2 separate regions of the Homo sapiens genome follow, and region 2 is linked to region 1. Evidence: read pairs that join two places in POLR2A ChIA-PET (ENCODE). Cell type or tissue: HCT116. All regions are shown on one strand. Links, peaks and the distances in the headings refer to the core of each region. The heading gives the core; the rest is flanking DNA.

Region 1 (3,458 bases), core at 323-2,822:
GCCTGGACTGCTGGTGCAGTCCAGGCTAGTACTGACATCATATGGTTTGAAAGCAGGTATGGGCAAAGTGGTTAATAAGCTAAACTCAAGGCAGTGTGAATGGTAATCACCAAGGAGGTGACACCTAAGGTAATCTGCGCCAGTAGCTGGGCAGTTTATCATAGCTTATGTATGCAAGGGGCCTGCGTACCCAGAAGCTTATGTATGTATCGGGCTTGTGTGCCCAAGGCTTGTGTGTCAGGCTTATGTGTCAAGCCTGTGTATGTATTGGGCCTGCATGCCCAAAGTTTATATGTCAGGCCTGTATGCCAAACCTGTGGATCAAACCTGTGTGTCCAAGGCATATGTCTCGTTTGGCCTAGGGGGTGGAGTGTAAGGTACATATGGATGTGCTTTGGTCAAGGAACAGGCCGAGGTGGATATCCAAGGCCTGCGTAACTCAGTGAGTTTGGTGCGCAGGCGCACACCTTCACTTGTTATATAACTTGTTTGTGTTAAGTTCATACTTGGCTCTGAGCCACTATTGTCTGCCCTGTTAATGCTGTACGGGGGACCTGGGGGCTTGGCTCGGCTCAACATGGCTTGACATGGGGGATGCACTGGCACCCAGAGAAAGAGAGACAGAGAGAGCCAAAGCTGTCCATTTTACAGATGGACAGGAGGGAGCCAGGACACAGCTTGGCTTGCTCATGCCCAGAGAGAAAAAGAGTTAAGCTGCTGACCCTGAAGGCAAGGGAAAGCCTGCTGCACAGGTGTATGTGGGAGCCACCAGACTAAGCAGTTGAGACAGGGTGGACAATGTAAAAGAGCTAGTTTGAGTAAACCGTGTAAGAGAGCTGCTGCTAAATAAAACCATATTCACCTGCCTACAGCCCATCAAGTGTTCTTTCTGCTCATCCACCCACTCCCCTCAGACTTCAGCATGGCTGGACCCAGACACCAGGATCTAACAAGTGTTTTTCTAGCAATCATAATCTATTAATTGAATCTTTCTTTGGAAATCTCTTCCAGACCCTTCTGGCCTGCTCCAATCTGTATTGGTTCCTCTCTAGGCCTATACCACTGTCTCATTGGTATCTCCCTTTACAACCATCCTAGTGGTTTACTTTATACCACTCTTTTGGTTGTACCCTTCATTTTGTGTCATATTTTTCCTCCTGCTTGGTTTACTCCTTATTTTGGAGGAGCCATCCCTGGCAGCTTCCTAAATTTTAAAAATATTTTACTTTTTTTTTTTTTTTTTTTTTAGAGACAGGCTGTTGCTATGTTCCCTGGGCTGACCTCAAACTCCCGGGCTCAAGGGATCCTCCTGTGTAAGGAACATGGCTGCAATGCAGCGAGGCAGGCATGGGCCAAGGTAAACATCCCACATGACTCAGCAAGTTTGGAGTGCAGGTGCATAACTTTGCTTGTTATATAATCACAGCTACATAGGCATAACATGGGAAGGCTCATCACTTGGCTTGGAGCCACTATTGTCTGTAAAAGGTATAACTGCCCTGCTGATGTTGTACAGGCATGCTCTTGCCCAGAGAGAGAAAGTGTTAAGCTTCTGACCCTGTAGAGACAGCTGGCTTTGCAGCTGTGTGTGGGAGTGGCAGGAGTCACAGAGCCAGAACAGGTAGCTGAGACAGAGACAGACAGTGTAAGAGAGCTGCTGAATGAAACCATCTTTCACCTGCCTATGGCCCCTTGAGTGTTCTTTCAGCTATATAAGATGGGGGTCTCACCATGTTGCCCAGGCTGGTCTCAAAATCCTGGGCTCAGGTGATCCTCCCACCTTGGCATCCCAAAGTTAGGTATTACAGGTGTGAGCCACCATGCCTGAACTCCATCTTGAAGGTAGAACTAACAAGATTTACTGATAGGTAGAAGGTGGTGGGGTGTGAGAAAGAGAGGAATTGAAGATAATTCCAAGTGAGTCTGGTGACTTTTCCATATTCCAAAGATAAAAAGAAACTCATAACTTTTCATGTTTTCTCATATGCAGCAATAGATACAAAAAGACAGTGGAGCAGTGTTTCCTGTTTTAGGGGAAAAGGATCACAATTTTACACTAGTATGCTTGACTCTCTTTGAAATGGCAATTTACCTAGGCAGCCAGAGAGATTGGCTAGCTGAGATCCAACTAATTTTAGGCAACTACAACAAACAAGAAGAGAGAGAATTGGGGACAAAAAGAGAAAGACTCAGCACAACAGTCAAATCACATCAGCGAAGTCCCTTAAGCCTCCACCACTTCCCTTGCTTTCTTGCTCCGGCAGGGTCTTAGCTTGTCAGCCAGTTCCATGGCCACTCATCATACTCAGGGTGAAACTGGCCAGCAGAATGCTGCAGCCTTGGGGTGGGAGGCCTAGCTCAAGCGAAATTGAATAGCCCAGTAACTGACAAGTTTTGAGGGAGTGCAAACCATCTATCAACAGATATTTTTTTTCCCTTAAGAAAGAAGAACTGTAGCAAAATGACAGATGAATTACAATAAAAAGCTCAAAAAAGGGCAGGGGTGATATATAAGAAACAGTGATGAGTAGGCGGGGCGCAGTGGCTCACGCCTGTAATCCCAGCACTTTGGGAGGCCAAGGCCGGCAGATCACGAGGTCAGAATATAGAGACCATCCTGGCCAACATGGTGAACCTCGTCTCTACTAAAAATACAAAAATTAGCTGGGTGTGGTGAAATGTGCCTGTAATTCCAGCTACTCAGGAGGCTGAGGCAGGAGAATTGCTTGAACCCGGGAGGAGGAGGTTGCAGTGAGCCAAGATCCCGCCACTGCACTCCAGCCTGGTGACAGAGCGAGATTCTGTCTCAAAAAAAAAAAAAAAAAAAAAAAGAGGCCGCGGGCGGTGGCTCTCGCCTGTAATTCCAGCACTTTGGGAGGCTGAGTGGGGAAGATCATGAGGTCAGGAGTTTGAGACCAGCCTGGCCAACATGGCACAACACTGTCTTTACTAAAAATACAAAAATTAGCCGGGCATGGTGGCGAGTGCCTGTAATCCCAGCTACTCAGGAGGCTGAGGCAGGAGAATTGCTTGAACCCGGGAGGTGGAGGTTGCAGTGAGCCAAGACCACACCATTGCACTCCAGCCTGGGTGACAAGAGCAAGACTCTGTCTCAAAAAAAAAAAAAAAAAAAGAAAAGAAAAAGAAACAGTGATGAGTAAAGAAACTGACAATGTTTACAGCTGTATAGATTAAATAGTTGTTGATAGTGGTTTTGATGTTTAGTGCAATTTGTCAGAAAAGATTCTTAGAAGAGACTTAATAAGAAAGATGAATAACAATGTTGAACTAAATCACAACAAAAGTGGAAGTGAGTTATAAGGCAGAGGAGAAAGAAAATCTTGCTAAAGATTTTCTGTAGCAAGTAAAATTATAGGGGAGCAAAATTATAGCTACTGTTTCCTGATGGTCATTAAAAATATTGGGCAGAGCGTGGTGGCTCACGCCTATAATCCCAG
Region 2 (3,458 bases), core at 635-3,134, 210 kb after region 1:
AGTTTTTATCTGAGTTGTATCTGACTGTGTCCCTTCCTTATGACAGGACAGAGTCTCTGTGACTTGGTCTTGCTGCCTCTCTAGGTTTATCGTTTGCTACTCCGTGCTTTGCTGTAGTAAGATACTTTTATGATACATTTTTATACTTCATTGTACTTTGAAGCAAACTGTAATTTCTGACCAGCATATCCTTGTTCATTTTGCTTGGTTTAGCCTTTAAAATTTAATGTAATTATCTTCATCTGGAAGAATTCTCTGTTTTCTCTAGCATGGGTCAAAGGTACCATTTCTGTGCCTCTATTGTGATTGTGGTACTGATCATGTAATAGTAAAGGGTGTTTATTTCTTTGTTCTTGTAGATAGAGATTGTTCCATATAGTGAAAAAAAGTTTTCAATGCATAAAATAAAGTAATGGCTCAGTAATTTTTTTGTTTTTGATAATAAGTATCTAAAAATTTTAGTTTGTTAATATCATCTGTTTATGAACTATTTTCTTTTTAAATAATGACAAAATCCAAGCTAAACTTGAAGACTGTTCTCCATATGGATAGAGATGTGCTCAAGGAGTACAAATAATATAATTTTTATCACAAAGGAGATTAATGTATTGCTGCTGAAAACATTAATGCCAGAATCCAGTGGCATTTAGCTTACCTGCTAATTTGAAATATTTGTTACTTCTTTGCCCCTGCCTAAAATTTGTATGCCTATATTAAAGTTTTGTCTTTTGAAAATTGAATGTTAAGAATTTTGGCTTGGCGTGCTGGCTCATGCTTTTAATCTCAGCATTTCTGGAGGCCAAGGTGGGAGGACTGCCTGAGCCCAGGAGTTCAAGACCAGCCTGGGCAACATGGCGAGACCCATCTCTTAAAAAAAAAAAATTATACTTATTTTCTAAATTAGATTTGAAAATATTAGAATTATGACTAAATGTCATAGAGTTTTATTTAACCAAAAAAGAAGTGTAATGCTTGCCAATTTTTCTTTTTTTTTCTTTTTATTTATTTATTTTTTTGAGACAGAGTTTCGCTCTGTTGTCCATGCTGGAGTGCGGCGGCATGGTCTTGGCTCAGTGCAACCTCCATCTCCCAGGTTCAAGTGATTATCGTGTCTCAGCCTCCCAAGTAGCTGGGATTATAGGCATGCACCACCATGCCCAGCTAATTTTTGTTTTTTTTGTAGAGATGGGGTTTCGCCACATTGTCCAGGCTGATCTTGAACTCCTGGCCTTAAGTGATCCGCCTGCCTTGGCCTTCCAAAGTACTGGGATTATAGGCGTGAGCCACTGTGCCTAGCCTCAATTTTTCTTAGGAGCCAGGTTGAAAAAAATTATGAGACACCTCTTTTCTCTCCTGATTTCTTACCCATCTTCTGTTTCTGAATTGCAGTTACAGATGTAGAGCTAAAACGACTGAAGGATGCTTTCAAGAGGACCTGTGGACTCTCATATTACATGGGCCAGCACTGCTTCATCCGGGAAGTGCTTGGGGATGGAGTGCCTCCAAAGGTTGCTGAGGTAATCTTTTTGTTCTAAGTTTTCCTTTGAGGTAGTTATCCACCTCCACCAGCCTAAATTCCTGAGGGGCCTTCTGCTCTTAACAGATTTAATCTTACCTGTAGTTATTTTTCTTCCTGAGTGGGTAAACAATGTTTTGTTTTAGATGTCAACGTGGCTGTGTTCTTAGAGGTCAAGTGGGAGTACTACAGAGCTGTAATTCTGTTTCTTTTGTACTTTAGAGCTTTAATAGCCACTGATTATGATCATAGGAACATTTCCATGATTGGCTTCTTATTCTTAGAAAGTTAATCTCTGTGACATAAAAATTTTTATGTTGCAAATATGTTTTATAAATTTTATGTTAAAGAAAATTTTCTGTATAGTAAAACATAGTTAATTCTATAAAATTAAATGTTGTAAATGAAATACTAACTTATTGGGACTTAATTAAATTTTTATTTAAGTTCTACTAAAATGTTTAGGTAGAAATAAAATGTGCTAAGTTGATATATTCTGTTTCTAAAAATAATATGTTTAACCGGCGCCACTGTGCGTCCCTGTAGTCCCAGCTACTCAGGAGGCTGAAATAGGAGGCTTGCTTAAGCCCAAGAACTCGAGTCCAGTCTAGGCAACATAGTGAGACACTGTCTCTAAAAAAAATAAAATAAAAGTTTACTATTTTGTAGTTATGTACACAGATGTACATTTTGTCATTCTAAATGAGAAATAAGAATAAAATTTATTGGCTGGGTATGTTGGCTTATGCCTATAATCTCAGCACTTTGGGAGATCGAGGCAGGAGGATCACTTGAGCTCAGGAGTTCCAGGCCAGCCTGGGCATAGTGAGACCTCATCTCTACTTAAAAACAGCAACCAAAAAAATTAGCAGACATGATGGTGTGTGCCTGTAAGTCCCAGGTACTCAGGAGGCTGAAGTAGGAGGATTGCTTGAGTCCAGGAGTTTGAGGCTAGAGTGAGCTATGATTGCACCACTGCACTCCAGCCTGGGTGACAGTGAGACCCTGTCTCAAAAGAAAAAAAGAATAAATTTTATAAGATAATAAAAACTATGGCTGGGCAAGGTGTCTCACACCTGTAATCCCCGCACTTTGGGAGGCCGAGGCGGGTGAATCACGAGGTCAGGAATTCGAGACCAGCCTGGCCAACATGGTAAAACACCATTTCTACTAAAAATACAAAAAATTAGCTGGGCTTAGTGGCGGGTGCCTGTAATCCCAGCTACTCGGGAGGCTGAGGCAGGAGAATTGCTTGAACCCAGGAGGCGGAGGTTGCAGTGAGTTGAGACTGTGCCACTGCACTCCAGCCCGGGCAACAGAATGAGACTCTGACTCAAAAAAAAAAAAAAAAAATAGGAATTTTAGGCTTGGTATATTATATAGAACCATTCTTTGCCATTTTTAATTAACCCTAGTTTCTATTTCTTTTTATTTTCTTTTTTTCTTTGAGACAGAGGTTTGCTCTTGTTGCCCAGGCTGGAGTGCAATGGCATGGTCTTGGCTCATGGCAAGTTTCGCCTCCCAGGTTCAAGCGATTCTCCTGCCTCAGCCTCCTGAGTAGCTGGGATTACAGGCTCCCACCACCATGCCCAGCTAATTTTTTGGTATTTTTAGTAGAGACGAGGTTTCACCATGTTGGCCAGGCTGGTCTTGAACTCCTGACCGCAGGTGACCTACCCGCCTTGGCCTCCCAAAGTGCTGGGATTGCAGGCGTGAGCCACCATGCCTGGCCTTCTCTAGTTCTTTTAATTGTGATGTTAGAGTGTTGATTTTAGATCTTTCCTGCTTTCTCTTGTGGGCATTTAGTGCTATAAATTTCCCTCTACACACTGCTTTAAATGTGTCCCAGAGATTCTGGTATGTTGTGTCTTTGTTCTCATTGGTTTCAAAGAACATCTTTATTTCTGCCTTCATTTCGTTATTTACCCAGTAGTCATTCAGG

Evidence for each region. ChIA-PET counts read pairs that join two places held together with the same protein. Peaks named below come from ENCODE experiments on the same cell type or tissue, not always from the same donor. Only the 100,000 strongest peaks of a DNase experiment are listed, where the experiment ranks them.
Region 2: POLR2A ChIA-PET joins it to region 1 with 5 read pairs; 2 of 35 experiments call an interaction of 5 or more read pairs at or near these places.

The regions. Positions count from the first base shown.
Region 1 is chr17:60,555,996-60,559,453 of GRCh38, reverse strand. No RefSeq gene overlaps it. Among named protein-coding and RNA genes, the nearest start is that of LINC01999, 6.8 kb to the left of the region's middle. RefSeq lists a silencer at 1,279-1,479. In HCT116, for the core only: no CTCF peak of the experiment used is centred there; a DNase peak (open chromatin) is centred at 1,391.
Region 2 is chr17:60,343,540-60,346,997 of GRCh38, reverse strand. USP32 (ubiquitin specific peptidase 32) reads left to right here. Exons shown (of 34, transcript NM_032582.4): 2 at 1,390-1,517. Among named protein-coding and RNA genes, the nearest start is that of USP32, 47 kb to the left of the region's middle. In HCT116, for the core only: no CTCF peak of the experiment used is centred there; no DNase peak of the experiment used is centred there.